3 separate regions of the Mus musculus genome follow, and all the other regions are linked to region 1. Evidence: chromatin loops called from intact Hi-C (ENCODE). Cell type or tissue: heart. All regions are shown on one strand.

Evidence for each region. A loop is a pair of places that touch in the nucleus more often than their neighbours do. Peaks named below come from ENCODE experiments on the same cell type or tissue, not always from the same donor. Only the 100,000 strongest peaks of a DNase experiment are listed, where the experiment ranks them.
Region 2: it touches region 1 in a loop (8-fold over the local background); 2 of 42 quality-filtered maps call a loop at or near these places.
Region 3: a loop joins it to region 1, with 3 times the contacts of the local background. A loop is called at or near these places in 2 of 42 quality-filtered maps.

What each region holds. Positions count from the first base shown.
Region 1 is chr16:34,489,500-34,497,499 of GRCm38, forward strand. All of the region lies in intron 1 of Kalrn (kalirin, RhoGEF kinase), which reads right to left. Among named protein-coding and RNA genes, the nearest start is that of Kalrn, 21 kb to the right of the region's middle. In heart, a CTCF peak has its summit at 4,483; DNase peaks (open chromatin) are centred at 1,192 and 4,512; H3K27ac peaks cover 1,732 bases.
Region 2 is chr16:34,343,725-34,351,724 of GRCm38, forward strand. All of the region lies in intron 5 of Kalrn (kalirin, RhoGEF kinase), which reads right to left. Among named protein-coding and RNA genes, the nearest start is that of Kalrn, 170 kb to the right of the region's middle. In heart, a CTCF peak has its summit at 420; a DNase peak (open chromatin) is centred at 4,047; H3K27ac peaks cover 2,158 bases.
Region 3 is chr16:34,437,163-34,445,162 of GRCm38, forward strand. The region is part of intron 1 of Kalrn (kalirin, RhoGEF kinase); the gene reads right to left. Among named protein-coding and RNA genes, the nearest start is that of Kalrn, 73 kb to the right of the region's middle. In heart, no CTCF peak of the experiment used is centred here; a DNase peak (open chromatin) is centred at 4,109; H3K27ac peaks cover 1,886 bases.

The DNA of each region.
Region 1 (8,000 bases):
GGAAGGGACGGTAGAGATGGAATCCGGAGCTTTGAGCTCACATTTCAATATCATTGCTTGATGGATAAACAGTGAGTGTCTAGCTAGCCACTCATCGGGTCACTTCCCACTTATGAAATAAATACAGATGTACTGTTGGAAAAAAATCAAATAAGGTGTTAGATGTGCTTTATAAACTACAAAGAATTGGAGCTTCCTCCCAGTATTGTGAAACTTAAGTAAGAAACTATTTTCAGAGTTAAAGAAAAACTGGGTGTTTAATATTCAAATGATTCAGTTATAAAATGTGAGAAATTAAAGTTGCTTACTGTTATTAGTGCTCCATGGCTACTTATTTGCAGCTGAGCCATTTACATCTGGCCTAAATGATCAGCTGCCATTACCCATGCAGAAGCTATAGTAACACCCAGGGTCTGTGTCAGGGCAGAGGCTTGCTGTGAGGGTGTGTAGGCACAGCACTTGTAAGATGTTCATATCCCTCACTCCCACAGAGATGGTGTAATCCCCACTCACTTGCTAAAGTTTCCCTGGATCCTAAGAATAGCTATCCCTGCTTACATCACAGGGAGCACAGTTAAGGCCGACCCCACCCCCTCAGCCCCACCAAGGGCTCCTTTTAAGTAGCCACCAGAAACACCTGCCACCTGTGGTCCCTTATCCTGTACCCTGACTGGGAGGCCCACCACTCAGCCTCCCCATATCCAGCTCTGACACTGAGGGCAGTGTCCTGGCTTCCCCGAGGAAGATTTCTCAGACCTGGAAAGTTCTGCAGTGGGAACTTTCCCTGTGGGAAGACCCCCTCCTTTGCCGCCACTGTGCTGTTCTCAGGCAAGCCTCCAGGGCATCCTTGAGAGGAGTCCCTGTGTCTCTGAGGAGAGAGGGGGTGCCTTCCTAAGGCAACTTGAAATCTAAAGGGGCTTCATCTTTTATAGTAATTGAATGTCCTTTTTAAAAATGTTAAAGTCCTGGGAAGACATACTACACCAAAGTGAAAGGGCTTCTGAGAAATAATTATTAAAACTTGTAAGTTAATAACGGCTTTGCACAGTGTACTACTGGAGCTAATTCCATTATCCCAGAAGCTAAAAACTTATGTTCAGTATCTTGGTGAATGCCAGGCCACAGCTCCTGAAACCGCACCCTTGGCCTTCACACTGTGTTAAGTGCTTCTCTCCTCCAGGAAGCCATCCCAGCATTCCTCTCACCAAGTGAGTCATGCCGTTCACTCTAGACACCACCCGCCCCCACTCCCTCCCACAGTCCCCCCACACTGCCTACCGTTCCTCTACTTCTTCCGGAAGAGTCTTAAATTAACACCTGGGTGAGTTATTTTGGCGTTCATTAAAAGACCAGCTATCTTTTACTAAGGAAAAAGTGAGTGAAAATGTGCGGTGTCCAAGCACTGCCAGGGTCAGAGGGGTCTGGGCAGGAAGCCTTTCCAGGCACTTTTTAAATCACGTTAACAAACAAACAAACAAAGGAACAAACGGAACAAAAACCTCATACTATTAGCACATATTCATCGTGTAATATGATGCCTTTCATTATAATGTTTTCATTGTCCTGCAGGACAATGAAAACATTAGAACACCCTCTGCTCATGGTTCCCCCTCTTACCTTCTTGTTCCCCTGCACCACAGCTCCCTCCCTCTTCTCAAATGTCCCTTCTGCTTTCAGACCATACAACTGCACTTTTAATCTAGATTTAGCATACGAGGGGGAATGTGCAGTCCTTCTCCTTTGAGCCTGTCTTACTTCACTGTGCTAAGCTCCGGTTCTATCCATTTTCCTGCAGTGATGTACTTTTGTTCTTCTTTACGACTGAACGAAACTCCACAGAGGAGTTGGGGAAATGGCTCGGTTGGTAAAGCGCTTGTCAAGCAAGCATGAGAATCTAAGTTTAGATGCCCAGTACCTACGCAAAAGCCAGGCATGGTGGAGCACATCTGTAATTTTAGCACTGGGGAGGTGGAGGCAGGAGGATTCCTGGAGCTTGTTGACAGCTACTCTTGGCAAATTGATAAGCTCCAAGTTCAGTGAGATGCGGTCCCCAAAAATAAAGAGCAATAGCGAAAAAAGAGAAATTACATCACTAGCCTGTGACCTTTAATATTCTCAATGTTCTCTCTCTTTCTCTTTCTCTCTCTCTCCCCCCCCCCATTGAAACCACTCTCTTTCTTCTCTCCCCAGAGATGACTTTATAGATGCTTTGCTTCTTTATACATATAACTTTTTATTCTTCCACCCTCCATATGCTCAGGGGAAAAGGTTTTTTTCCTATAGCCCCTATAGCCTTAGCTCATAGCAGCAGGACCACAGAAAAACCCCTGTCCATATACTGACCAGTCTTCTCTCACTCTGGACTATGCAGATCAGAATGAAGTCCAAGATGTCTGAATTCTGACCTTTCATCTGTCACTTGATCTCCCATCTTTCACTCCCCCGATTCTGCAGAGGACTGAAGATGGAATGGCAGAGCAAGAGGAGGGATCTACTCGGTGATGAGCAGATGTTAATGTGAACTCCAGAAAGGATAGAGGTGACTTAGCTTCAAAGCAGAAAGAAGCCTAGGATCACAGCCCCAGGTGCTTTGGTGGCTAGGAGAAACCCCAGCACAAGTATGAACAGCTCACCACCTGGCTCTACCTCCAATACCAAGGGTCCAGCTCGTCTCATCAGAGCCCCCAGTGCTGGAATGCAGAGGACACAGGGCTTACTTAGGTTAAGAAAAACGCTGACACCATTGCATACACTAGCAAGATTTTATCGAAAGGACCCAGATGTAGCTGTCTCTTGTGAGACTATGCCGGGGCCTAGCAAACACAGAAGTGGATGCTCACAGTCAGCTATTGGATGGATCACAGGGACCCCAATGGAGGAGCTAGAGAAAGTACCCAAGGAGCTAAAGGGATCTGCAACCCTATAGGTGGAACAACAATATGAACTAACCAGTACCCCAGATCTCTTGACTCTAGCTGCATATGTATCAAAAGATGGCCTAGTCGGCCATCACTGGAAAGAGAGGCCCATTGGACATGCAAACTGTATATGCCCCAGTACAGGGGAACGCCAGGGCCAAAAAAAAAGGGAATGGGTGGGTAGGGAAGTGGGGGGGGAGGGTAAGGGGGACTTTTGGGATAGCATTGGAAATGTAATTGAGGAAAATATGTAATAAAAAAATATTAAAAAAAAAGAAAAAAAAAACCAGGCTAGAACCCTACTATGCACAGCATTATATAAACCAAACAACTTGGGCATGACACTAGACTGTTTGCCTCAGTTTCTTGATTTGTAAAACATTAGCTATACTAGTGTAGGGGCTGATATGAAGATGTTCCTATAATATTCTGGCAAATAAAAAGAATCTATATCCTAAACAAACAAACAAAACCAAGTTATAATACAATCATTATCACTGGACTATATTCCCAGGTTCTTTTTTTTTTAATTAAAAGGTCTAGACAGTTTTATCTTCATTTTTTATTTATTCCTTGAAATTTTCATAGATGTATAAAATGTATCTTGATCATATCCACCCTTCACTATGCCCCTCCAACTCTCCTCAAGACCCATTCCCCAGCAAATCTCCCTCCAACTTCACTTCCTTCTTTTATAACATCTTAATTTTAACCCACTGAGTCCAATTAATGTTGCTCGTATGCACATGGGCAAGAACAACCTTCCAATGGCCACTCTCTCAGCAGCCAGCAGCTCCATGAGTTCTGACCAAGCCTATAGTACCAGTCAAGAAGTCCTTCCTGTTGAGTAAGCCTCAAATCCAATCAAGGGAGAAGTTGGTTACCACCATAAGCACCCTTCCCACTATTACTGGTCAGTTCAAGAGTGATTTCTCTGTGTCCTGCAACCCATGTATGTATGGTCTGTTTAACAATCCAGTCTTCCCATCTAGTTCTGCTGGCCAGCCAGGAGCAATGGCAGCCTATATTGCTTTAGATGCCTCAGGGCCTCTCTGATTAATATATCATAGAGATGTAACCTGTGCCTGACACTGAGATTCTCATTCAATCACTGTCCTCGTTTGAGCCTCTGTTTCTATGATAAAATGCCAACTAAAACCAACTTGATAGAGGAAAGGATTTATCTGGCTTACACTTCTACAATACAGTACCACACCCAGATAAATAGATTTTTATCTTGAAAAACGCACCCCTAACTTTGCTGACAACCTATTCTTCCACACTGAGAAATGTTCCTGGTCTTGGATCTGCTCCTAGAAACCAATTTAAATTTATGAAGCTTCTGGTACTTATGATAAAGTGAAAGTAAATCTAACTGAAGTAAAGACCTACATTCCCATGACAACTTGCTCACTCCCAACTCATATGTTACCCTGGCTCTAGCTCCTTAAAGAAACCCTTGGCTATTCAGAAGTACCAGGACAGAACTTAAAAAGCAGAGGAAGAAAAAAAAAACATTAAATCAAGGAACATACCCTCAACAGCCAAGGTCAACACCCAGGAGGGGCAGCAGTGCTGCAGGGCTTCTACTGTGGCGGAAAGACTCCACCCATTTAGCACTTTGAACAGAAGTTCCTTCCCAACTGGAAGCACAGAGCTACTAAGCTGGCATATACCCAAAACAGAGAGGTGGGTAAAAATAAAGTTACCACTGCTCCCTTGAGAAGGCCAGGAAGAGAACATATTGAAACAATCATGGCCTGCAGCCCTGCTAACACCCAGGCGACTAAGTGACCTCAGCCAGGAGACATTGAGCAACGTTGCCTTGCTTACTGGGATCTCCCAATGGCAGCCCAATAGGGGTAAAGCCCCTAGTCTCCATCAGCCAGTGTTGCCAGCTTTCTGTCTCATTCCTGTCTTTCCTCATACGCACTCATAATATATACAGACATAGCTCTTTCACGTGAACATTATTTCCCCTACTCTCCTCTCTTCTGTGCTCTGCCTTCATAGGTCCATTTCCCTCTCATCCTTAAGATCATCTAAGTCCAAGTCCACAGAGAGTATTTTCTTCGCTGCTTTCATGGTACCTTCCAACCATGCATCCCTTCCCTTCATCACTGTTTCCATTTTGCTCATAAAAGAGCTTGTGTGGTTATTCCTATTCAATAGGCATTTGTTGAGTAAGTTACACTGCCTCATAATCAAGGACTTTTCTAACTGAACCAAATAAGTATCCGCAACAGAGACAAGAGAGCACTGGCTTGGGCTTCAGATCTTTTATTCTCCTGTGGTAACTCAGCCCTTAAAAACCCTCATACTTGCACATTCCCAGGGCTTGCTCTTGCTCTCAAGCATCCTGCCAACCACACCTGCTGGCCTCTGGTTGAAGCTGCCTCCCATTGGTAAAGAATGTGTAAAGCACATAGGCTCCAAGGCTCTCAAATCCCAACTTTGTAAGTGCCTAACATCCTGAGTCCTTAGGAGTCTTCACTAGACCCCATCAAGCCCTGAGAGCAGCCTAGTCCATCTTCCCCACTCTGTGTTCACAAGCTCAGCACCATCTGCCCCTAATGAGAGCAGCTCCCTCAGCCTATGCACAGTGACCCTCTCCGAGATGCCCAGAATATTGTCTAGAGAAGAACATATGTGCAAGAGAGCTCATGATGTCCCTATACCCATTTGCCTTTCCCCACATCATACAAACAGGTACCAATGGGTGCCTGCCTTCCAGATGAATGGCCAGAAGTGAACAGCAAGAGATAAAACCAACCAGCTATGGGAGTTTTCAGCTGGAGTGGTCAATGGCCCCTCTATCAGATTACACCTGGGGTAACAGGGGAAGTTTAGGAGTGTCCAGTCACTGAGCTAGCAAAGGCATTTTAAGATTAACTGGCATTTGTGGTGTGTGTGTGTGTGTGTGTGTGTGTGTGTGTGTGTGTGTGTGTTTCATCTGAGGACTCAAGGGAACCTGGGAGGGCCTGGTAGCATGGTCCACCCAGAGCTTAAAGCAGGGTAATAAAAACTACATCCTACAGATGACTATAATTTATCTCTGACATAAATTCTCTCAATTTAATGTTTCAGACCTGGACTATCTCCACTCTTTCTGAAGTGGCAGCTACAATCACTTTTACTGCCTAAAAAGAGGACTCTCTTTAACATTTGACCTGGGATCTACTCTCTATCTACCAGCCCCTTCAAGAGTTCTAACTACCTCAGCCGCTCCCTCCATAGGTTAAGATTGAATTTCACTACCACCCTTGGATCCTTCAGGCCTGACGTGGTCAATAAGAATAGATTTCAGCAGATACTGCCCAAAGTCTGAAGATTTATCAGCTCCAGAGCTTTCTAATGCTTGCCAATTAGTATGTCCATTTTTCAGGGCTGACCATGGAAGTCCTTAACTTACTTGACAGAGAAAGAACTCCAGCAAGGCAGGAAGCACCTTGGGCTTGGCTGCCTGAGCCAGCAGGGCTGCCTCCTCAGAGGATGCCCAGTTCAGCTGCCTGGCAGCAGCCTCAAGGTGAGGAGGCAGGGCCTTAGAAGGCACACTGATGCCCAACTCCTCCCTGCCTCCTGCCTGGAAACAACTAAGTACACAGAGAAACCTAACACAAAAGTTTGTCCCCAGTGCCGAGGGACAAAACTTCAAGGCAAATGGAGCTAACTTCTTGCTTCATCTGCCTAGACATGGTCTTAGTGCCTGGTACTATGTGTTTTCTCCAGGACCTCGCAGAACCCACCTACCCTTTCAGGACCCGGCCCTCCTCTTGACTGTTCGGGCATTATCTTCTTTTCCAAAAGGTAGATAATTGATCATTGAGATTGAGAGTTAGTAGCTAATGTTTTAAGAGATAAACATGAATAAGCTAAACCAATGTGCTATTTGTTTCTCATCAAGGAGGGCAGCTGAGGCAGAGAGACTAAGTGTTTCATTTAAAGTCACAGAGCTGTGTTAGAGTCATGAGTTAACCCAGCCATGTTGACTCAAAACCTCCTCATGCTTAGCCATTTAACATACTGTCAAAAAAAGAAACTCACTCTGCGAAATAACTGCTGGGCTGCCAATCAGGGAAATCATCAACTACCTTACGCACTGTAAATCCTGTGAACCGCAATAGTGGCATCAATGTTAGGAAGGTAACCATCTGCTTTCTGATTAGATTTAAGGCTCATTCCACAAGTTAAACACATGCAGAGTACTGTAAATATGGCCAGTAACTCACTTGATTATTGTAGGTTTTTTAAAGGATAAAGCCATATGGAAGCCTACTATTTAATTGGAGTTTAATTGGAGTTATCCCAGAAACCATAAGTTGCCAAATAAAAAGTCTAGGGCCAGTAGGGGATACTTCTCCTCTAGTCATTGGTCACAGTTCTCTCAGAGACCCCCCAAAACAACACAAGCTAAGGTCATTGCCCTTGGCTGCTCCCCAGACCTTGATAAGACCTTATTGCTAAAGATAGCACAAACACTGTCATAAGACCTGAAAAAATAAAGTCAGTATTGACCAGGAGGCTTCCTCCCTACTGGACAGCGATCATAGTACCAGGAGGTGCTGTAAAGGCTGCCAGATAGGGGGTCATCAGCAACTGTCTCATCTGCTGTAAATCCTGTAAATTACAGCATTAACTGCAATGGTGGCATGAACGACATGGGGGTAACCATCTGGTTTCTGATTAGATTTAAGGCCCACTCCACAGGAGTATTGTACAGGTACTATAAATACAGCCAAGAACTCATGATTGGGGAGCTCACATGTCCTAGGGGTAAACGTAATACTATAATTTCTGGACACGGTATCAAACTGTCCTCCAAATTCCTATATTTCTCCCTGTATCTTAGTGTATCTTCAGACCTCATCAGAGAAGTTTCTTTGTGCAGTGGATGATGGCTGATGCAGAAACTCAAGAGGAAGTGACCATGGAGTGCTCGGCCATGGATAAGACACTTATAACATGCTGTCTCCATGGTGCTCATCACAGAAGAGAAAAGACCGTAAAAGCCAGAGGAGTTCAGGAGGGCTGAGGCAAAATAACATCTTCCGGACTTGATGGGACTCTTGTGTTCAAAAAGAA
Region 2 (8,000 bases), 150 kb before region 1:
AGGGTAGGACAGAATGCAAGGACCCCATGATGCACATTCATGCTTTAGAAATCTTCACCTCTTCCACTCTTCTGTGCCTTGGATAACATCATACTTTACATTTCATTTGGCTATCTAGACTTCCTCCAAAATACTTCAGATTGCATCCTTAACCCTCCCAGGCAGCCATTGAGCTCACGGCCTTGGCATTCCCTTCCTTCCCCTCTGACACAGGCTCATCCTTTGGACTCACTTCCTTCCCTTGTCTCCAGGATTTGCCTCTCATGTCCTCTCTGTCACTCCATCTGTCCCAGATAGGGTTCCTGTAGAAGGACCATGCTGGGTTCTGCTACAAACTCTCTGCCGTGAGATGAAACTCCACAATTCCAGTTCCAAACAGCAAGGGACTTAGAAAGGAGCCCTTGGACTGCTCAGCAGTAGGTGGTGCTCTTGTGCCAGCTCAGAGTCAATGTTCAAAATGTTTGATTCTGATAGACAGTCAAGGGAGGGCAGAATATGCCTCCTGGGAACCCAGAGTCATCAAAAGTCTGGCTGTGACCTGCAGGCATTGCAGTTCAACTGAGAAATGAGGCTTGTGAGCTCATAGTTTGAAGACCAGATGGGATAGACAGGGCAAATGGGGAGCTTGTGCCTACTCTTGATACCTCGTGATAAAGCCAGTTTGCAGGTGGGATAAATACCTTGTGATGGGACCAACCTGGTCAGCATGTAGAAACTAGCCCCTTTCCCTCTCTACCAGGAAGGTTGATGATTCATTCATTCTCATTCTCTCTCTCTCTCTCTCTCTCTCTCTCTCTCTCTCTCTCTCTCTCTCTCTCTCCCCCTCTTCCCCTCCTCCCCCCTCCCCCTCTCCCTCCCCACATGCCAGAACATTGCTGGAAAAAGGGTTTACTAAGGAGAGTCTGGGAGTTAGCAAAAGAGCACCACATTGGGATTTCTTGAGGAACATGGAATATAACCATGAAGGAAGAAGCTATCTTGTTCTAACTACAGGTAGTTTTCCATGGAATTAAGATGCCTGACTACAGGTGGGGGTGGCTTTTAACTCTTTCCATGACAAAGTGATTCAGCTTCAGTTGTGTTTAAGAAAACCAATGGGACCCAGAGATAAGGTTGGAACAATTCATGCCCCTGAGTTGGGGTTCTCCTTGAGGAATGGAGACTATCGCTGGCCTGGGCACCAGAACCAGCTAACATAACACACTCAAACTGGAAGTTCGTCCCTATGATTAAACGTGGGAGTGGGAAGACAGCCTCCCGTGTTTGTGTGTGAGGCTCTCTGAGTGATGCATCTTCCTTCTCTGGATGGGTAGGGCCTAGGGTTTCCAGGTTCAACTACAAGAAGCAACTTTCCTCTTACCACTGCAGACACAATCTTCTCCTTGCCTGTGTAAACAGAGCCAAGGGGCACAGACTCCTCCCTCCTCTCCTGTTTGAAAAGCTGGCCCCAGGAAGGCCATATTGAGAGCCAAGGCCCACATCAGTGAATACAGACTGAAGTAACTTCAGGGACTTTAAATGGAGCAAAAAATATAGGGAAGGATTACAAGGACCTACCCAGTCACTGCAGGACTGACTTAAGGGAGCAGGAAGAGACTGGTTCTGGGGCATGGCAGGGATAGGGCTGGGACCACTGGACGGAAGTATCAGGAGGTAGACTCTGGACTCTGAGCTCAAGTCCTTTCTTTCTTACAATTGTGGCTGAGTCACTGTGGGCATGGACTAGGTCTCAAAGCTGCGGTATCCTCATCCATGGGAATGAATGCTCAGCAGAGGCTGGGAAGATACAGGCCAGTAAAGGAGGCTGAGAAAGAGCTCCATCCTAGCAAAGACTGGACCTGGTGCAGAACCCCCAGGCTTCTCAGGTGGCCCTGACAGGACCTAAGCCAGTCATGGGAAGCAACTTTTAGAGTCACTGCAGTAGACTGCTGGCCCTTTGCCACACGATCTGAGAAGTGGGCACTACCTCCTGCCAGCTGCCTCTTGCCTTCCTCCCTGTGGATTCTCAGCTCCAGCAGCACTGGACCACAGATATTGCCAGACCACAGTTTGTGCGTTAGGGTTGCTGAATCCCTGTTCATTCTCTCTCCTTTCCACAAACCCAAGCCGAGCTACACAGGCCCCTAACTAAGTTCCACAGCAGTGATAGGCACCTGGAGATTTGGTGTCTCTTCCTCAGCGTGAGAGGGTGTATTTGATTTTCCAGTTAGCCATAGCATTGGGCTTGATACGAATAAATCAGCTAATCTTCAGCATCAATGGTCCAAGGTCATGGTCAGAAGCCTCCATTTCCTTTCCCTATGCCAGCATGAGACCTTGGGACTGATAGCCATTGGCTAGCTCCATTTTAAGAATCCCTTCTTAATTCTTCCATTTACCTGGTCCCTAACTGGCCTTATGTTCTGTTGTCCATAGTCCACTATGGTAGTCCATGCTATCCATAGTCTACTCTGGTATCCTTATGAATAAGGCTATAATTCCTATCTACCCAATATGCCCCATAAGAAAAGTCCATCTCTCCATCCATCCATCTTTTTCTGGACCCCATCTTTATATCATCTTTATAGGCCATGTTAGGCTTGTCTCTGTAAGTCTTCTGGGATCCATGCACACCAGATGCACCACACACAGTTTTCTTTATCCACACAATAATCCCAAGGCATGTACTAAGATTGATATTTTACAGGTAAAGATGCCAAAACCCGGCACACAGTGAATGGCCAAGCTGGGATTCAAACCCAGGCTTCCCTGATTCCAAACTTAGTGTTGTCTGTAGAAGCCTTGGTTGGCTTCTGTGGGTAAGGGCTGTGCTAAGGACATGCACCTGCCTGGGCAGGAAATGGGAAAGAAGGAACTAGGTGATGAGGGCCATGATGGAGAAAAAGAAGGAAGTGGATGGTACAAAACGAAATCCCTGGGAAGAAAGCTTGAAGTTCCCTACCCTAAACAGACACACCTTGCTGTAGTTTACAAATTATGCCAGAGAGTTCTTGGCTCTTCCAAAAGGGGACTCAAGCCCACACTGATAGTACATGCCTATAATCTAACTCTCAAGAGGCAGGGGGAGGAGAATCCTGAGTCTGAGGCTAACCTGGGCTACATAGCAAGAGTCTGTCTTCAAAAGAATGAAGGAAGAGAGTACCCTAGCCATTCCTCTACTTCTAAGATCAGACCTAACATGCTTTCTGTTTTGCTTAGACTACACCTACTCTCTCCTGCACTTACCTGCTAACCCTACTCTACCTCAGTAAGAGCAAGTACCTTGGTATCTTGACTCACCCAAGAATCAAAGCCATCTCTTTCTTATAAGGTATGGAGAACTGCATCTATGTTCCCATCCAATGCTACCCAGAAGATGGCAGGGTGCACTGTATGTGGCCAGCACTCAGTGACTATTGATAAATTAGTTAACGAATGTTTCTTAGGTGCCGCTCTGTGGCCACTCTGGACAGACACCCTGCTTTTGATTGGAATTCCTTTTCTGGGATCCATTCATGAGCCCAGGCTTCACAGGTAGATCTTACACATAGCACTTGTGGGATTTATGCCCTCTGACCCTGTGACAGGACCACAGTGGAGAGTCAGAGACCCCCCAGACCCTAAACACTCCTCACAACCCTCCCTCCATATTGTTCACCCACATTCCCCCAAAGAACGTTCCAGTCAGGATACAAGTTGGAGCTGAAATACAAGATAATGGAGAAAGGAAAGGGGGGGGGAGAGAGAGAGAGAGAGAGAGAGAGAGAGAGAGAGAGAGAGAGAGAGAGAGAGAGAGAGAGAGAGAGAAACAGCGGAACAGCTTTGGGGGAAATACACCTTCACACACGGCCAGCAGGACATTATGACTTGGATTATTTTCGGGATCTAATATTTCTAATGTGCAAGGGGAGGAAATGAGAAGTAAGTACAAATTCCCAGGGCCGGCAGGCTGGAAATAATTCAGAACGCGGTGTTCTGTGTCAAGGAGGCGGGGAAGCGACATACTTCCTTGCCCTGAACCCAGTCAACAAGAGGTGGAGAGGCTCGCTGGCTTAGGTCTGGGGAGGAGGGGAGGAGACCAGTGGCCTAGAACCTTTCTCTAGAGAAAGCAGGAAATTACAAACTGCCCAGTGAGGACCTTGCCCTCCTGGCCTCCTGGGAGGTTGGCAGCTCTTTTAGAAACCTCCCTCCCATCAAAAAAGGCAGAGACAAGGGAATCCCACGGAGACTTCGACACAGCCGGCCAGCAGCCTTCCTGGTGCATGGTCATTTACCACAGCAGTGGTGAGGGTATGCAGAAAGTTACACTTGTCCTCAGGCCCTTGAGCTGCTCTATAGGATGCTGGCACATGTTACCGTCTCTCCTGTATGACAAGAAGTCTCTAAAAGACAGGCTGTGTATGGCTGCATTTGCTAGTACAAATGAGTGTGTGAGCATTTGCCAGTATATATATATATATGTCTCCCTCCCTCTTTCCCATCCTCCCCTGTGTATATGTAGGGTGGGGGCAGCACTGGCCTTAGAGAAAAATGCCATTTTCTGGTGCTGTCTACCACTCTCTCTCCCAGACAAAACTCTTCACATGTAGATTTTCTACCTGCGGGGCAGGGCTTAAACTGATGCTTACCCATACCCATGCCTTACCACATGAAGCAAACGGTAGACCAAGGGATGAACCACAGACTGGGTAACTTTAGGTGGGTCTCTGCTCTGGTACAAAATTTTCTGTGTGAAAGGAAAGGCTGTGGGTGTGAGAACACTTTCAAAGCTGACCGTCAAACACATATCATGCATTGGTATTGTGATTACTACAAAAGCACTTCACTTTGACAAATGACTGTGGAGTCAGGCAACTGCTGGCTTCCAAGACACTGGGCTGGAGGTCAGGGGAAGAAAAGAGACAATGGACCCATGTCCTGTACAGAAGGGGAGCTAGTGGAATTTCACTTCAACTGACCACCCTGATTCTGGCCACCCCACTTTGGCTCTGCTTTGGGCTCTAGGGAGTGATCAGAACTATTTATAGCTTGGGGGAAGAGAGAGAGAGAGAGAGAGAGAGAGAGAGAGAGAGAGAGAGAGAGAGAGAGAGAGAAAGAGAGAAAGAGAGAAAGAGAGAAAGAGAGAAAGAGAGAGAGAGAGAGAGAGAGAGAGAGAGAGAGAGAGAGAGAGAGAGAGAAATAAACAGACAGAAGTGAAGACTGCCCAGCAATGGGGCATCCTGGGGATGTCTTGAAATGCTAAAATGGCTAGCAGGGCAAACATTCTCAAAGAACACATGCACACAGCCCTTTCCCAGGGCCCGAGGCCTAGGTGAAGTCAGTGGTACCCATGTATCTTTTCTTGGAGCAATTAACATGAAAGCTTCCGTTACTTTATTTGTACAAAATTGCAAGAAAATAAAATGCACACATGTGCATTTGAATAGGTAGGAAATATTTCTGCCCCTATGTTTACAAAGGAATAAGACATGGGGCTGGAGAGGCGGTGGCTCAGTGGTTAAGAGCACTGACTGCTCTTCCAAAGGATCCAGGTTCACTTTCCAGCACATGTGGTGGCTCACAACCACCTGTAACAACTCCAGCTCCAAGCGACCCAGCACTCTCCTCTGTACTCTGTGTCACAGGTACACAGACATGCGAGCAGGTAAAACACTCAGACACAAAATATAAAGTAACAAAATAAACAAAATTAAATTAAAGAGACAAACTCCTAGTTGTGATACAAAGCAGAGAGTAAATGGCTTGATGTAGAAGATGACAAGAGAGGATTAATGGTTTCCCTTAGGACACTAGAAATGGCCATTATGCTCTGAGGCGACTTCAAGGATGGATACTGTTTTCAAAGACCCTTTCCTGTGGAGGCTTCCCCTTCCCATCCAATCCAGCAGGTAGGACCTCAATTTGACCTCTTTTCACTTATCTAGGCACTGCACAACCAGCTTACTTATAAGGATCCCATGAGTCTATACCTTAATTCCCAACTTCTCTCAAATATCAGTTCTTACTGTGGTCTCATTAGAAGTTATAGGAAATCATTTGAAGCAAGTCTACACACAAGTGTGCTGGTTTTGTCAACTGGACACAGTCCTAGGCACACATGGGGAAGGGACTCTCATCCAACTTGTCTGTGTACATGTATGTGGGGCGTCTTCTTAGCTGGCTGTTGATGTAGGAGGGCCCAGCCCATGGTGAGTGGTGGCCCTGGGTTGTATAAGGAAGTTGGTAGACAAGCCAGTAAACAGTTTTTCTCTATGGTTCCTGCTCCCAGGGTCCTGCCTTGGGTTCCTGCCCTCCTTTCACTCAGTGAGGGACTCTGACTCAGGAGTATAAAATGAAACAAACCCAAAACTTGTTAACCCCAAGTTCTTTTGGTGAATCTTGTATCACAGCATCAGAACCACAAACTAGGACAGTAAGAGAGTATCCCAGACATGTGGCATGGCTTCAGCAGGCTGCAGTGGGTGAAGACTACACCAGGAGTTCAGTCACGCAGAAGAAACCTACACTGTGGAAGTGGGGGATGGGGGCGCCCACTGGCCTGGCACCGTCACCTGCACCGCTCATTATATCCATTAACCCTCTTGGCAGCAGCGTGGCGTCTTAAAGCTGAGAGGTACTTAGGAGAGTATCTAAGAAAAGTTTGTTACTCCCCACAACCCCCAAATGCAACAATGCTGGAGGAGGACCTACTACAGACACAATGGGAGCACGGAGAACAAAACAGCAAGTGGTATTTCAGAACCATTGAACTATGAAAGGGAAAGGCTCTGATATTATCCAGTGTGGCAAGTTTCAGGGAAAAAAAAGCAATAAGTATTTTTAGCATGGGCCTTTATCAAACTGCTGTGAAGATTTGGATGGGTCTCCTTAGAAGGTTTCTCTATATCTCAGCCACCTCCACTGCCACTGCCACAGCTATCACAGCTGTGACCGTGGCCACACCACCCTGTCACCCCTTGAAAGATGTTTCTGTTAAGGGGATGTACTGAGCGTGACAAATGCAACATGGGAGAAGAAGGCAGATGGTACCGAGTCAGTCCCAAATCTGTGTTTTGTTCAAATATAAACGGAGGTCAGAGGTTAAAGATATGCATAGGTGTCACAATTGGTCACTGGCACCCAGGACAAATGCTAAGTGTCATTCAGCACACCTTTATTACTGCACTGGCACGGCCCCATAAATGTGAAGAGAATGTAACCGTGCAAGAATAAATATACATACAACCAAAGGTATGAAAATGAGGGCCATGGGAGAGATGAAGGGGTTGCCTTATTTTAGGTACTTCCAAAGTACATGTTTATGTAGGAAACAAATAGAACATTCTAGGTAAAGCAAAAATACTCTTCTGGTTCCAAAACTAGGAAGGAAGCCCCACTAGGTCACCCTGCTCACTGCTTGGAAATTCTGCCAAAATTAGGAATATTCACTTTCTTCTTAGAAGAGCTGTGTGCAGGCATTAAAAACTAGGCTGACTGGAGAGGCCTCAGGACAGCCCTCTTTCTTCAGAAATGAGAAGCCACGGTTTCCCAGTCATTTAATCAGTTGTATCAGGGACTCTTCTGAGTAAGTTCTCTCCCTGTGAAGATGGGAAGAGGAAGGACCTTCCTCAACCTGGACAGCAGGAGGTAAAACAATGACAGTTGTTTCCTGATACTTCTTGTGGACGTCAGCTTCTAAGTGGGCATTGTGAAGTGACGATGGCTGCCATCACACAAGACTGAGGCGTCTCACCATGTGTGGAAGGTAGGTATTTTAAGATCCTTCTCAGGTCTAATATGTTAAATGTTAGCCAAGGCTCCGAGGAAGCAGTATCTAGAGAAGAGCCTACACTGTAAAGTATCCACCCCTTTCCCTTCTGTAAGCCCTGAACCCGGTTACAGACCTTTGATTCTACACACAGCCCACCTATGGAAGAGGCCCACCCTTCTCTTTGGTTATAGGCTATGGTTATACTGCATACATTTTCCTCACATGGGGCCCACTGTAGCCCGGCCCAGATGTGGCTAAAAACAAAGCTGTA
Region 3 (8,000 bases), 52 kb before region 1:
GTATGGACACCTGATGTAGCAGTCTATCTTTAGACAAACCACCCTATAACCTGTGGTCATAGATATGCACAGAATGAGAGCTGTGTTGTTGTTTACAGCCAGTGGGGAAAGAGAGACCTAACAGACGGGACAACAGAGTGAGGTGAGCCACAGGAAAGAAGAGTTGGGGTGGAGAAGTGTAGACATGCTATTGTGAGGCACAGAGCTGGAGGTTCTGTATACTATTCTATGGAATCTGCACCTATCACAGGAGGCCATCTTTCATTTTACAGAGAAGGGGACTAGTTAAATGGAATGATCTAGGTCAGCCAGAGGTCACATAACTGCTAAGCACATGAGGCAAAAATTCCAACTTGAGCCTCTATGCAAAGCCAGAAAGACCTTCTTGTCATTCCCTGTAAACCTACTCTTTTTTTCCTAGGTTTTGGGAAAAGGGGGCACAGATTCTTTAGTTTCTTTGGGAATTGGGGACAGTGATACAAAAGCACATGGGTAAACTGGCAGACACTACTGAGACAAACACTGTGGAAAACTCAGTAGCCTTCAAGGTAGAATCTAGAGGCCTGGAGACACTGGTTTGAGAACTACAGTAGAAAGAGAAAAAACCAGGGCTCTCCTTCCAAACAAAAGGGAAGAAATAGAAGAGCCCTGCGGAGCTTGCTGCAGCTATGAAGCTAAGCAGTGATAGATGCAACCTCCCCACACTAGAGTGCAGCCTCGTCCTGGTCAGTGTGTGCAGTGACTGCTGTGACAGAGGATCTGACAAAGGAAGCCATGGCCTAAGGAAGGATACACAGAGATGCATTTGGGAATGTTTTCTCTAAAGAATTCTCCTTTGACCACTTGCTCAGTGTTGTTTTAACATCACCTTTAAATAAAAGAGGATGTTGTGGATGCCACAACAGGGTTGGATGGCAGGTTGATCCCATCTCAGGCAGGCACTTAGATGCCACTGTGTGGTCCTGTAAGGCTACGTTGACTCTGGTTCTACTCTCTGAAAGACACTCGCAGGTGGGGCTGATGCAAGTGGGTTACTTATCCTACTTTAGGAAACATGAGCTTAGACTAGCCAGTCAGATAGTTCTGGTAAAGTCCAACTATTTATTATTAACACATGGATCCAACTGGACCTGCTCTTATGATACAAGGCTAGAAAAACTGTAAATAGAAGAAATATCAGACTATTGTCTCCCAAAATACAACTTTCTCTAGCATATATCAAATTCACTCTAATAATCACTTCATAATTGGCTCCTTGGGTCCCTTCCTGGAGCTTTAGGACTCCTAGGGATCCCTAACTCTCTCCCAGTGTTCCCAGCTAACTGTTATCCATATCATTGTCTAGATTGTGTGTGTCTGTGTTCAATGTTCAACCTGGATGTTCATTGTATGGAAAATGCCAAGGAGTCAACAGAGAGCCTTATCCAACTACACAGCTGTCAAGAAAATGCCTTGCCCTTGTTTTGTAGCTATGAAATATGGCTGGCCTTCCCCTGAGCAGGACACATAAAGAAGTCTCATTCTCCTAAACTGAGTAGCCATTAGTCTCCAAGGTCCCATGGAGAGGAGAAAGAACAAAGAAAAGCCCATTAAAGTCCATGCCCTCAGTAGTGGAATCCAGCCAGGCTTTTCTGTCTATCTCTAACATGGATGGACCCCTCCTCCTATGCTCAGGGAAGTCAGGTGGTCTTTACTAAGTGCTCTGAACCCTTGGGACCAAATGGATCGCCCCTCCCCAGGAGTCTGACAGAAAATCAATCTGCTGCCTGCTTTGTTTTATAGACGCTGCAGATGCCCATCAGGTAGAAGGTTACATCAGGTGATCTCCAAGGTCTCTTCTGTGGATCACACTCTAATTCCTCTTGAACCAGAATTCATGGGTACCCTTTTGGCACAAGGCAAGGAAATAACTGAGAAAGTAAAGAGCATTTACCAAATTCCCTTGAAAATAGAGGACAGCCAGGAGATGAACAACCCAGAGATCACAGAACTGGACTACATTCTACATCTGAAAAAAAAAAAAAGAGGCCAGATTGGACTGGCCAGACTGGAGAAGTGACTTGCACACAAGGTGATTGAGCTGTGGGTTTAGACTGGGCAGTCACCATGACACTTGGTCTCCATGCCCGTCTTACTGCATAGCTTGGGTCAGTTATCTTCAGCTTGATCAGTATGCCCTGACTTTTAGCACCAGGGACTGCTTTACCTCTGAGAGGATAATTTGGCCCCATTAAAGAGTCAGAATTCCTAAACATCCAGCAGACAGGTGATAAAGACAAGGGCCACAGTCACAGATGGATGGTTACAGAGAGAAGACAGCCCAGAAGTTTCTAAGCCATTGTAAGTGTATCACAGTGGGGATCTGAGCATGAAAACGAGGCCGGCCAATGAGTACCACTGCAGGCCTTGTCTAGCATGTGTTCCTTGATGTGCCCCCTCATTCTATTGTCTTGCCTCAGGGACTGTGAGGAAACCCACACCAAGTTATCGCTCCAGGATGTAGAGACAGCCCAAAGGGATTACTTTTCATAACAAGATGGGTCTCAAAGATTAAAATGAACCATCCAGGACCAGAAAGGTTGGCTAGGAGACTTTCACTCGTCTTCACATGAGCTAGGAAGGTAGAAGTGAGTGGGAAGGAAGGAAGAAGGAAGGAAGGAAGGAAGGAAGGAAGGAAGGAAGGGAAGAAGGAAGGGAGGGAAGGAAAGGGAGAAGGAAGGAAGGGAAGGAGGGAGGGAAGGAGGAAAGCAGGCAGACAGGCAAGATCTAAAAACTAGTACAAGGCAGCCATGAAAGAGGAAATGATGAAGAAATCTGGGATTTTTTAGGTCTTGAGAAAGATGCAACATTCCAAGAAGAAACTAAGTTTAATTTTAGACATGTTATCAAGGTATTCACCTAGGACCATACAGCAGACATTTAGTGAAGAGACAGGAAGAGGGTGGCTACATGTGGCACTCCGTGCATCTTACATTCCTAGTTCTCTGGAGCACAGGGTAGAGAACTTGGTAGGTTATCACCCCAGGCGCCTCACTGCAGAGTACAGGGCAACGCCAAGTGAGAACCCACACAGCACTGGCTGCACACGACGGCTGGCTCCGCCCCCCCCCCTGCAGGGCCCACCAATCATCTCACTTCTTCTGTTAGTTCTTATGACATTAGAAGTCAAGCTGGCATAGTGCCATGGGCCACTGGTCCTGCCAGCTGTCCCTTCTTGAGAGAATCACACCAAATCCTCCCACAGCCTCACTGGGCAGAAGCCGCCTCTTGCTGGTTTAAATTCAGCTACTGTTTTCTCAGTTCTGGGTGATAGTGACTAACAGATAGCACCCAGACCCTCTCCAAGCATCTCCCTGTGCCAAGGACTGTGAGTGCTGAAACAAAGGAAGGTAAAACCATAGGGACAGAAGCCGAGCCACCTCCAGGCTGTAGCACCTTGGGGATGAGACAGACTCTAGCCACGTTTCCATCATGAGCAAAGGGCCAACTCTGGCTCCCATCATGGAGCCTGGGTGTCAAATCCCATCATGCACTTTTCCAGACTACCTTCTGCATTTGGGAGTAAGAGGGTCTACACCTTTCTTTCAAGGTACCTGGAGAGAATGAGGCAGACAAGGCGAAAGCTAGATCGACATGTTCAAACCTCCTGAGCTGCCATCACTTGGGTACACCTTTAAACAAGGACTACTTCTTTCCCTATATTCCCCAGAGGGTCCTGTGAGTTTCAACATAATCAGGCACCATAGGACCTGGTATGGCTCATAGCTCTTCTCCGTGGGACTGCAAACAAAAGCAGAAAGCCTGACCTAAAGAACAGAGCTCAGCAGAGCCTTCCATTCCTGCCCACAACAGTCCCAGGGAACTCCAGCTGTGCGGTGTCCACATCCCTAGGCCTGCCTCCCTGGATAGAACGGCAGTGGATGCTGATTGCAGCAACTTTGTCACATGCCTGAACCACACCCCTCCACACACTCACAACTCACTACAAGACCTTCTCTAGCCAGGGTCTGCTGCAGATCAGACAGCAGAGGGGAGCTGGCAGAGGCTCTGCTCCAGGCCAAACGCATGGGGCCTGGGGAGAATCCTTTTGCTTATGCTCATGTCCAGGGAGACAGCTGCAACTCTGGACTTCTGGGCAAGTTGCCCAGCAGCCTGACGTCCTGGAGATGGAGGAGGGGCCCAGCTGGCTCCAAGAAAAGAACCTGGCCTGAGGGTTTCTGGTGTGTGTAGTGGAGATCCCAGACCTGAGGGGAGAATGATCGTGAGTGACTGCCAAGCAAGGAAGCCTTGTATTAAAGTAAAAAGGCTGTGCTCTTTAACATCTCACATCACTGCTACAGAAAGCCTGTGGGAATGTCAGGGACTCCTGGTGATGATAAATGGCGGAGCACTCTGCACTTCACCACAACAATAAAAAGCACTTATATTTTCTTATTTCATAATTTCTTCCAAATTCCCTGATGGGAGTTTCTGAGGATTTGCCCTAGTCTCTACAGTTGGCCATGACAGATGGAATCCAAGGCAAAAATACTAACAAAGTAAATCAAATATCATGTAGCAGTTGACCTGCTCCCTCCTTCACCCCTTAAAACATCCCACATCCACCAAGATGTATGTTCCACCCACAAAGCTTAAGAAAGTCAGTCTCTATTTACAGTCACATCTGCCCGTGTCCAGGACACACAGGTCCCTCCTCCAGATCCACTTGGCTGCTGAGGCTCTGTTCTTTCAACACTTCTCTTTTAAATTTACTTCCTCTTTACCAAACTGACTTTAAGTGTCATGAAGGCAATCCATGTTCACCATAGATCCTTTGCAAAATAGACACAAGAAATAATATGACCTCATGTCCTAACCCTATCCTACCCCCTTTGTCTTAGTCAAGGTTTCTATTCCTGCACAAGGTTTCTATTCCTGCTTCGTGACCAAGAAGCAAGTTGGGGAGGAAAAGTTTTATTCAGCTTACACTTCCACGTTGCTGTTCATCACCAAAGGAAGTCAGGACTGGAACTCAAGCAGGTCAGGAAGCAGGAGCTGATGCAGAGGCCATGGAGGGATGTTACTTACTGGCTTGCTTCCCCTGGCTTGCTCGGCTTGCTCTCTTATAGAACCCAAGACTATGATCCCCGGGATGGCACCACCCACAATGGGCCCTTCCCCCTTCATCACTAACTGAGAAAATGCCTTACAGCTGGATCTCATGGAGGTATTTCCTCAAGGGAAGCTCCTTTCTCTGTGATAACTCCAGCTTGTGTCAAGTTGACATACAAAAACAGCCAGTACACCCTTGGATACTGGTTATAATTTTCCTCCATATATTTCTGATTTCTATTCTCCTTGTACACTTTCCCAATGTTTTTTCACCAAGTCTGGGTCAGACAGTCTGATTTCTCATCTCCGTCACTAATTATGCACTATGTCCACATCCCTAGGCCCGCCTCCTTGGATAGAATGGCAGTGGACGCTGATTGCAGCAACTTTGCTCACATCTATTGCATTTTTTTCCCCATCTATTGCATTTCCCCCCCCCCCATGGACTCTCTCACTGAGATCAATAATCAGGTCAGTGAATAGGATTCAACTTATAAAAAATTCACTCGACACACAGCTTTTTAAAACACAGCTATTACATCCCAGGAGGCGGCTCATCTGAAGAATTCAATGAGCTAGCACATCACTTCCTGTAGAGTGCTCCAGCGCACAGGAAACAGAGAGTCACGTCATAAACAGGGCTAAGAACAATCAATCACAAGCTACCATTTTCAGTGAGCCTACTATGCTCCAGGAACTCAGCTAAACTGAACAAAAGTATCTTATCTCAGCAAGCTTGCAGTACTGACTAGTTTTGTGCGTCAGCTTGGCACAAGCTACTGTTATCTCAGAGAAAGGAGCCTTGGTTGAGGAAATGCCTCCATGTTTAGGGTATTCTTCTCAATTAGTGACCAATGGGGGAGGGCCCAGCCCATTGTGGGTGGTGCCATCCCTGGGATGGTAGGACTGGGTTCTAGGAGGCAGAGGAAGCAAGCCAGTAAGCAGCACCCCTCCATAGCCTCTACATCAGCTCCGGGCTCCAGGTCCCCCTTCCCTGTTTGAGTTCCTGTTCTGACTTTCCCCCAATGATAGCTTGTGATCTGAAGTGTAAGCCAAATAAACCCTTTCCCTCCCAACTTGCTTTTTGGTCGTGCTGTTTCATTGCAGCAGTAAAACCCTAAGACACTTGCTAAATGAAATTCTGATCACCAGCAATACATATAGAAATCTAGGCTCAGACAAGTTAAAAGATGCCCAAGACCTAAGAAGTTGAAGACCCTGCTCTTCGCATCCAGACCCTACATCTTTGTCCTAAGCAGTGACAGGATTTCCTGTATTGTTTCTGGCTGTCTCATGTATCCCTTGAACAGAATTTCTTGTCATCTAGAGCAGACCACCTAGCTGGCTTTCCTAACCCTCCTCTAGTTCATACCAAGAAGCTCAGATAAGTGAAGGGAACCCATTCTAATCTTCCCTGCGTGCAGCAATCATGACGAATAGGATGAGCACTCTTATGAAGATATATGTCCTACTTGGTCAGCCTACCATTGTATGGTGAAAGGAAACAGCTGGTGTGCTTGTCTCAGGAAAACTGCACGAAGAATCTTGAATTCATGGTACCCTTAGAGTTGATTCTAATAACCACCAATGTTTTAATGACTCCCCCAACTAAGCACAAAAATAGAAATATCCATTTTATGGATGAGACAACTAAAATTTTAAAAGTGAAATAAAACCATCAAATGTGGTCAGTCTTAACTAATGAGGAACTGGCCAAATGTATGTCCACCCAGTCTCCAAACCTGTGCCTTTCCATCTCACCAGGCTGCCTTTCTCATAGTCTTCAAAATCCCACGAGGAATAGCATGAGATTTGAGAGCTTTCAGAACACTCATCAAGAAAGCAAGCTAATTTTATTCAGGGGCACTGATGGAAGTGCTTGCAGCTGTTGAACTGTCTGCCCAGGAGTCCAAATCCTGAGTGAATGAATATATCCACAGGCAGGGACTTCTCAGAGACCAGGAAGTGTGAGTCTGGAAAGGAAGTGAGCTTGAGTGAAGCAAGCCCTTCCAGGGTGGGGCTGGCTTACGAAAATGGCCACCTGGAGTCCTGTCCATACACAACCTAACCACATGGCTTCACCTCCTCGCATCAGAGGTGGGGATCCATTTTCCTGCCTTCTGATCTGAGCTGGCTCACAGCATGCTTTGACCAGCCGAATAGAACAGAAGAAATCCTGTGTGGCCCCAAACCAGCTAGGAAGTCTGCCTAGTGTCAAGAGGTCTGGAAGCTTCTATTCTCACTCTCTCAAAACTCTTCTTCAGGCTTGTAAAAGAACCCACATATGCTGCAGAGTAGCCTCAAAGACAAACAGAAAGACATCCTATAGCAGCCAACACTAACTGCTCGACACATGAGTAAACCTATATTTAATCATCCAGTCAAGTTGCCTAATGATTGTAGCTACATGAGATCCCAGGTGAGATCAGCAAAACGACTTCCTAGCAGACCCCAGTAAAAGTTCAACAGCTGTCTTAAGCCACTGAGTTTAGAGTACTTTGTTACACAGCAATAGGCAACTAATACATCCTTTCCTACTTCCTCTCACCTATGCCTCTCGGCAAAGCTAATCCACCTGTACAGCTAAGAAGTCTCCACTTCAGTTACTCCTGGGAATCACGGATCTTAGAAACTTCTTACTGAAAACCACCTTTATTCTATGGCTTAGTCAGGGTTTCTATTCCTGCCCAAACATCATGACCAAGAAGCGAGTTGGGGAGGAAAGGGTTTATTCAGCTTACACTTCCACATTGCTGTTGATCACCAAAGGAAGTCAGGACTGCAACTCAAGCAGGTCAGGAAGCAGGAGCTGATGTTACTTAATGGCTTGCTTCCCCTGGCTTGTTTATCCTGCTCTCTTATAGAACCAAGACTACCAGCCCAGGGATGGTCCCACCCACAAGGGGCCC